Regions from separate parts of the Mus musculus genome. Here all the other regions are linked to region 2. Evidence: chromatin contacts called from ENCODE Hi-C or POLR2A ChIA-PET data. All regions are on one chromosome and are shown on one strand. Each heading gives the region's core, a stretch centred on a gene start or an enhancer-like site at or near the end of the contact. The rest is flanking DNA. Distances are from core to core; before and after follow the strand shown.

Region 1 (2,700 bases), core at 70-2,569, 290 kb before region 2:
CAGCTACCACATGGTGACTCACAACCATCTGTACTGAGATCTGGTGCCCTCTTCTGATATGCAGGCATACATGCAGGTAGAACACTGTATGCACAATAAATAAATTTAAAAGAAGAAGAGGAGGAAGAAGAAAGAGGAGGAGGAGGAGGAAAAAAGGAGGAGGTGGAGGTGGTGGTATTCAGAGCCTACACAGAGCTGGCACCAGTGGTAGGCTTTATGAGGTGGTAGGCTGGGTGCAGGATCACCTCACATTTCCCACGGCTGGTCCAGGCAAGACTCGACTCATTTTACCTGTTCAGGGTCCGGTAGGCACCTTCCACGTTCCCCTCCTGAACCATCACTGTCCTGGCAATGAACTTCAGATGTTTAGCCATGGCCTCGTATTTAAATCTTCATTCTTCCGGGACTACAGACTGGACATCGAGCATGGAAACCAGAGACTCAATGTAAGAGAACAAAGCCCAACAGAGTCACAACTTACCATAGGTAGTTTTTATTTAATTTAGCAACAGAACCAGCTTGAGATCCACAGAACTGGGCTGGAGGAATTCTCCATATCTTAGTAAGTACAAGTAAGTCTGGAGAGATGGCTCAGTAGTTAAGAGGATCCAAGTTCGATTCCCAGTACCCACAGGGTGGCTCACAACACATACAGTCCCAGGGAATCCAACACCCTCTTCTGACCTCTGTGATGCACAGACATACATGCAAGTAAAACACTCACACACATAAAATATAAATAACTTTTTTTTTTAATGAAAAAGTACAAGCAAATTGTTAGCAACATTTCTTTCACTACGCAGTGATATGGCTTAGCAGGTAAAGGCGCTTGCCACCAAGCCTGATGACCCGAGTTAGAGCCCTGGATCCTTACGGTGGAAAGAGAGGACAGACTCCTGCAAGCTGTCCTGACTTTCGCCCCTCCCAACCCCCCGGTCACACCAAGAAATAATTAAAAGATAATTGCCGGGCAGTGGTGGCCCACGCCTTTTATCCCAGCACTTGAGAGGCAGAGGCAGGCGGAACTCTTGAGTTCGAGGCCAGCCTCGTCTACAGAGCCAGTTTCAGGGCAGCCAGGGCTACATAAAAACACTCTCGAAAAAGCAAAGCAAAGCAAACCAAAAAATAGGTTTCCGCTGAGAGTTAGAAAGAACTCTTCGTCCGCCTCTAGGCACCACGCGAAATCTTGCCCTCCCGCCATACTCGCTTTGCAGCTCAGTGAACCCCCCCACACCCCTCGAGCTCCCTACCTGGGGCCTCTGAATTCGGACTCCGGGTCTCTGCGGACCGGAAGCGGAAGCTACGGAGTCCCGCGACGGGAGGAAGCTACGCTGCAGGGCTCAGCCGACTGCAGCTCCGCTTACCGTCTGACCTTGCGAAGGTTCGGTGCTGAGCGCAGGCGCTGGACTTTCCGCCTGACAGTCAAAGGAACAGCGTCCTCACCTTCCTATGGAGGAGTCGCGGTCGTCGGGTCTGCGAGAAGGTCAGCCCGATCCGTAGCTCTAATCCTGTTAAACTTTTACTAGATTTGAGCGATTTCGTTTTCTGGATGGGAAATGGGAAGCGTCCTGAGAATATTTTCTATTTAAAAAGGACAGATCTGCTCACCGGGTGAAAAAAATGGCTCCACACCCCCTAATCTGCCTAAAAGTTAAGAAAAGAAATTACATACTGTGAGTTTCCCATTGCATCAGCTACCTAAGCCATTTCATTAAATAAAGTAGAATCAAAAAGAAACAAATGGGAAACGCCTGCAGAATTTTAAATCAAAATATTGTTGTTTTAATGCCAACTTTGCCATTTGTTGCCTTGTAAGATCTAGTAGAATTTTTTTTTCTTCCATACGTCTGGACAACCCTATGTGTATGTTATCCCCACATCTCCATATATGGTTATTTACATGGGTTTAGAAGTATCCATATACAGAAAAACCTACCCACAACACACACAGATGCACCCTCATCTGTTACTTCTTTAAGGGATTTGCTTTTATTTTGTGTGTGTGTACGTGTGCCTGCGTGTATGTATGTGCACCGTGTGCGTGCGTGCGTGCAGGAGCTCAAGAAGGATTGGAGAGGTGTTGGGGCCCTGGAACTGGAGTTAATAGGAGGCTCTGAGCTGCCATGTGGGTACTGGGAACAGAACCTGGGTTCTCTGCAAGAGCAATTAATTTTCTTAACCACCGGGCCATCTGGCCAGGTCATTATCAGTTAATAGGTATTCACACAAAATTTAAGCCTGCCTCGTAGTAAGCCAAATCCAAAGTCCCAAACTGAAGCTAGACACCTTTGTGCTTGTCAGCAAACCTAATTGAATGACTGTCCTCTGCTAAGCACTGCTGATACTATTCCAGTGTCTCTTGTACAACTGACAGTATGTAGACACAATTTTAGGCCCAGTCGCATATAATAAGTGCAAAATTAATTCTATGGACAGTACGTAATCCGTTAGAAAGGAGTTCTAGCTTCAGATTCTAAGCATCAGCAGACGTATGACTTTGAACAAGTTACTCAGACTAGGGGTCTGCACTTTTTGTCTAAATAAAAATATTGGAATACTACCATGTTTATTTGTTGATATTATACGGCTCTCTTGGGCTATAGTGGTAGACTTGGGTAGAAGAAATGGAGATCTGTGACCTACAAATACTTATAATCTAGATCTTGCTAAACATGAACTTTCAATCTGGCTTCTTATTTG
Region 2 (2,700 bases), core at 92-2,591:
CCTCAACTGCAGCCCCTTTGTGCTTCTGGTTAGGCGATGATCACATCACTTCTCTCCGTCCTGACCATTCCCTCTATATTCTGCTGTTCCCATACCTCAAGATATTAAAGAACAGAATGAGGCTTTCGGAGGAAAGTGGTGGGGAGAAGAAAAGTAGGTCATGGGATTTTGGCACACCTGTTCCTAAGCTGTTCCTTACTACATACTTTATTCCAGAAGCATTGAGGTGTGTGGTGGGGTGGTGGTGACCAGCAGTCTTTAGGACTTCTACAATCAGGCGTCTAGACCAGCTTGCTAGCAAGTACATACCTGTTTGTTCCAGTCTCTGCTCATGCTAGTTCACTATTTCCACAGTTGCAGCCAACAAAGAGAACTTTGGAAGCTGAGGCTGGAAGGATGTGTGCTGTGGGGAAGGGAGTGTTGAATGTCACGGCCCCCACCTAAGGATTGCTGCCTCTGTACAGACTCAAAAACAATAAAACAGCAGCTCATTAACACCTATTTTGTATTTCATTTCCTGTCTTCTCCGTGTTGAAACATGCTGCCCTCAAGCTGCCCTCCTTAGCATCTCTGTTCAGTGCCCTACAGCCCCATCTTTGCTTTTTAAATTCAGCAGGGAAGGAGGGGGAAATGTGATCCTGGAGCTGAAAAGAGTTTTCCAGTCCTTAGCTTTCAAAGTCCAGAACATGAATCATTCATTAGGAGATCTGGTGACTGGGTTGGAGGGGCGGAGTCATGTACCTGGGGCTGGGCTTTCCATAGGAATAGGTGGCTGCGGGAGTGGGGAGGTGCGCTCGCCGGGCGCAAAGGCTGGTTTAGATATACCACGATCTTTTTCTGGGTTTTCTAGCTCCCGCCCCACTGCCGAGATTTGCACACCAAAATACCTGTGCTGTGTCTGCATCCCAGACACACCAATTTCCGTCCACTCCATTCTGCCCCTGGGCCTGTCACGCTCTCCAGAAAAGGACACAAGGTTCAGTTCCCTTTATGTCCCCTTCTCAACCCGTTAGGTTGTCAGAGGAGGCTGAAAATGAACAAAATCACAAAACCCATGAATAAACGAAACCAAAATAACTGAGTTTCCTAGTGTTTCATCTCTCATTGAAAAAGTATAGAGAGCTAGCCCAAAATGTTTTCATTTAACTACTGCTCCCCTCGTCACACCCACTAATATTCACGAACAGAAAGAGACTAAAATGTGGATGTGGGTTAAGGGAATCTGGGTATCCCCAGTTCCCCCATTCCTCCCATCTTTCTTAAGCTCCTCCATTTCCTTTCTACTTTGAAAAAAAAAATTGCGTATTCTCCTTTAAGGGGCTGGGCATCTTGCCTGTTCTCTTAGAGTCACCGAAGTTTCCAAAGAGCCTCCCCTGTCTGGGCAGGACACACCTTTCAAATAAGACCCCTGGAACTGTGCTCCTGGTATCCGAAATGCCGCTACCGCTGCGTCCTCCCCAGCCTCTTTCTCCCCACCTCTAGGATTTAGCCTCTCCCCAAAAAGAGCCAGCATCTTTGAGGACTCCCACCCTTAGCTGCTCTACTCCCGGATGGAGCCAGGGAAATGTGGTGGGGGGGCCGGGGCCAGAGTTTCAACATTGCCCCCCAGAAGGAGGAGCCAGAGATGGGGGTAAGGAAAAGGAATGGGAGGGTAGCTAACAAGAGAGTGTGAATGGGATGCTGTGGAAATTAAAGGGGAAGGAAAGGATTCAGAGGAGGAGGGTGTATCTGTTTTATCAACTGTTATGGAGCTCGTCTGCCTTTTTCAGTCTCGAGTTGTCTCATTATCCATTAACCAGCCCCTCCTTGTCTTGTCTGCCAGCCGCAGTCAGTGATCTCAATTTCCCTGAGAGGAGAGGAGAGCAGAGCAGAGAAGGGGGGGGGGGGGGGGGGGAAGAACCCGAACAAATGAACTCAATGCGGGTCTCCAAAGGCAGCTACTGGAGAAATCCCAGATTCTGAGTTTAGGGGGTCCCAGATTAACTCTCTCCCCTGCTCAGCTCTCTGGACCGAAGTCTAACCCAGGGAACAGGATGCCGGAGCCCAGCAGTCATCAGCTTGGCAGCTGCCTGGCCTCTGGTTGTCTCCCAGGTAATAAAATGACCTCTCTAGATTCCTTTAAAAGTCTTCCTACCCCATCCTTTTTTGTTTTCACCAAAGATACTCCCTATTCCTTTCCTCGAAGTGTTTCTGAGACTCATTCTCCTGCCTCCTTCCTCAGAGCTTGTGGAAGGCCTGGACATTGTTCATTCTGCTTTCTCACCCCGGCTACCACTTTTCTTATTAACTATCCAAAGACCAGTGAGTGTATATGTGCCACGTTCTATGCAGGGTTTTAGAAGTTAAAAAAAAAAGTCTATTCTTTTCCTTCAATTTTACATCTAAGGATAGACGAGTAGCCACATAGAAGTGTGGGGCAGCATTGGGGATAGTTAGACCTTTGCTTCTCTTTCTCCCTTTTAGGGGAGCATATCCTAGCATGGGCACCAGGACGAAGGAAAGGGCCAGGACTAGACCTGCCTGGAACTCTGATCTGCACTAACTTTAGGGTAACCTTCCAGCCTTGTGGATGGCAGCGAAAGCAGGTGAGGTGATTAGTGTAATAGAAAAGCTTGGTGCGGTGTCCCAGCAGTTGGGGGGTGGGGCGTTGAGATGGAAGACCATGAGAGTTCCAGGCTAACCTAGGCTACATAGCAATGC
Region 3 (2,700 bases), core at 145-2,644, 500 kb before region 2:
CATCACTGAAGGACATCAGGACAGGAACTCAAACGGGGCAGGAACCTAGAGGCAGAGGCCATGGGCAGGAGCTGCTAACTGGCTTGTTTCCCATGGCTTGCTCAGCCTGTTTTCTTACAGAACCCAGGACCGCCAGTCCATGGAATTCCAGCTTGTGTCAAGTTGATATTAAGTCTAACCAGTCCACCAAAGATCTTCACCGTTTTATATGGTGCTGGGGATCAACCCAGGACTTCTACAAGGGTAGGCAAATTCTCTACCAACTGAGTTACTCCCGTAACCATCCTTTGTTCATTTTAGACAGCAGGCTCATCATGTAGCCAAAAATGAGTTTTAAATTGAGTCTCTTGCCTCTGCCTCCCCAGGCCTGGGCAAGCTCTTCTGCCAATTGAGCTATAGGCCTAGCCACCATAAATGGCTCATATTTTAGACTTTTACTGTTTGGGGATAGGGTAGGGAGCTAGGCTCTTCTGGCAGCCAGAGGTCAACTCTGGAAAGTGGTCTCACTCCTTCATTGTTAGGTGGGTTCTGTGTATTGAACTCAGGTCTTTAGGGCTGGGTTTCAGGAGCCTTTCACCAGTTGAATCTTTCACAGGCTCCACATAAATAACCCCTTAATAGCTGTCCATGAAAAGTCATTTTGGCCAGGCAGTGTGGGGCACGCCTTTAATTCCAGCACTCGGGAGGCAGAGGCAGGAGGATTTCTGAGTTTGAGGCCAGCCTGATCTACAGAGTGAGTTCCAGTGCAGCCAGGGCTACACAGAGAAACCCTGTCTCGAAAAACAAAAAAACAAAAACAAAAAACAAAAAACAAAAAAAACCGGAACGGAAAGTCATTTTGGAACACAGGGAGTGAGGGCTCACAGTAGAAAAATGACAGAGCAGGACTCCCCCTAACTTTTAAGCAAATCAATGGTTAATATTCCTTTGTGTATGAGACTGGAGATGCCCTCCCTGGTTTGCTCTTCCAGGGTTTAACTCCCAGCACCCACCTGGAGGCAGGCACACAACCACAAATACACACAAACAAAAAAGTGTTTAAGACTGGTATGTTATAAAAACACAGCAGGTAGTGCAACGAGAAAGGCTAAGGCAGGACTGCCTAACGTTAGGACCAGCCTGGGCTATGCAGAGTTCCAGGGCAGCTTGAAATTCAAAAACCGACACAGATCAGCAGGCGTTCCCGAGCAGGAACCATTCCCCGGGAAGCCAAGCACTTGGCCAGCCGGGCTGAGAGTTGTACCGGACAAAAAAGCACAATCCGTCCGCGAGCCAAGGCCAGGTACCGCGCTCCGCCAACCGTAGCCGCGGAAGCCGCGAGAGCGCTCCGGCCGGAAGAGGCGCGGAGTGGCCGGGCCAGCCCTCCGGAAACGCCCGCCCCTTTCCCCTTTTACGGGAAGTCCTCGCCTGCGTCAGCACGGCCCTAAGGCGGCGGCAGGGAACGGCCTTCCTCACTCCTGACTTCCGCCTGCCTCCGGTCTGGAGTCGCGGCCTTCCCCGCTCCTTCCCCTCAGCCTGCGGCGTCCGACCATGTTTGGCCTGCGGAGAAACGCGGTCATCGGCTTGAACCTGTACTGCGGCGGCGCCAGCCTCGGCGCGGGCGGCGGTTCTCCGGCAGGGGCGCGCCTGGTGGCCGAGGAGGCCAAGGCGCGGCGCGAGGGGGGAGGGGAGGCCGCCCTGCTGCCCGGCGCGCGGGTGGTCGCCCGGCCGCCGCCCGTGGGCGCCGAGGACCCCGACGTCACCGCGTCGGCCGAAAGGCGGCTGCATAAGTCGCCCGGCCTCCTCGCCGTGCCGCCCGAGGAGATGGCCGCGTCGGCCGCCGCCGCCATCGTGTCTCCGGAGGAGGAACTGGACGGCTGCGAGCCGGAGGCCATCGGCAAGCGCCCGGCCGTGCTGCCCCTCCTGGAGCGCGTGAGCGAGGCGGCCAAGAGCTCCGGGGCCGACGGCTCTCTGCCCTCCACGCCGCCGCCGCCCGAGGAGGAAGAGGACGACCTATACCGCCAGTCGCTGGAGATCATCTCGCGCTACTTGCGGGAGCAGGCGACCGGCTCCAAGGACTCGAAGCCTCTGGGCGAGGCGGGCGCGGCGGGCCGGAGAGCGCTGGAGACCCTGCGGCGCGTGGGCGACGGCGTGCAGCGCAACCACGAGACGGCCTTCCAGGGTAAGCGGCGCCCGGGCCGGGCCGGGCCGTGCGGGAAGAGGGAAGAGCCGGAGCCTGGCTCTGCAACCAGAATTTTCTGGCTGTGAGTCATTGTTTCCGCCCATCTGGCTGTTGGGTTCAAAGACCGGAAAGGGTGGGATGTCACTGTCGGCGTGGGGTCTGCCTGACTGCTCTAGAGCCGGGAGAGCACGGTCCCCTCGTCGTGGGTGGGCAGAAGGGTAGTGCCCCGCTGCAGACAAAGGAGGCCATGAGGTTTCTTGCTTTTCTTCTCAGGCATGCTCCGGAAACTGGACATTAAAAACGAAGGCGATGTTAAATCTTTTTCTCGAGTAATGGTCCATGTTTTCAAAGATGGCGTAACAAACTGGGGCAGGATTGTGACTCTTATTTCTTTCGGTGCCTTTGTGGCCAAACACTTAAAGAGCGTAAACCAAGAAAGCTTCATCGAACCATTAGCAGAAACTATCACAGATGTTCTTGTAAGGACGAAACGGGACTGGCTTGTCAAACAAAGAGGCTGGGTAAGTTCGTCTTGTGAT

The links. Hi-C counts contacts between places; a loop is a spot of excess contacts on that map. ChIA-PET counts read pairs that join two places held with the same protein, here RNA polymerase II (POLR2A).
Region 1: a loop to region 2 is called in a map of adrenal gland, with 2.0 times the contacts of the local background. The contact joins the promoter of C920021L13Rik here to the promoter of Mtmr11 in region 2. A Hi-C loop is called at or near these places in 1 of 37 maps with a recorded cell type or tissue (adrenal gland). POLR2A ChIA-PET finds 5 or more read pairs at or near these places in 1 of 5 experiments (Patski).
Region 3: a loop to region 2 is called in a map of Patski, with 3 times the contacts of the local background. The contact joins the promoter of Mcl1 here to the promoter of Mtmr11 in region 2. A Hi-C loop is called at or near these places in 1 of 37 maps with a recorded cell type or tissue (Patski). POLR2A ChIA-PET finds 5 or more read pairs at or near these places in 2 of 5 experiments (Patski and embryonic stem cell).

What each region holds. Positions count from the first base shown.
Region 1 is chr3:95,870,203-95,872,902 of GRCm38, forward strand. It overlaps C920021L13Rik (RIKEN cDNA C920021L13 gene), which reads left to right and starts at 1,320. Exons shown (of 4, transcript NR_040446.1): 1 at 1,320-1,483. It overlaps Mrps21 (mitochondrial ribosomal protein S21), which reads right to left and starts at 1,312. Exons shown (of 3, transcript NM_001355759.1): 1 at 1,251-1,312; 2 at 292-413. The coding sequence starts at 374.
Region 2 is chr3:96,160,629-96,163,328 of GRCm38, forward strand. Mtmr11 (myotubularin related protein 11) reads left to right here and starts at 1,342. Exons shown (of 17, transcript NM_181409.3): 1 at 1,342-1,630; 2 at 2,001-2,091; 3 at 2,464-2,585. The coding sequence starts at 1,565. It overlaps Otud7b (OTU domain containing 7B), which reads left to right. Exons shown (of 12, transcript NM_001025614.1): 12 at 1-501.
Region 3 is chr3:95,657,327-95,660,026 of GRCm38, forward strand. It overlaps Mcl1 (myeloid cell leukemia sequence 1), which reads left to right and starts at 1,395. Exons shown (of 3, transcript NM_008562.3): 1 at 1,395-2,161; 2 at 2,435-2,682. The coding sequence starts at 1,531.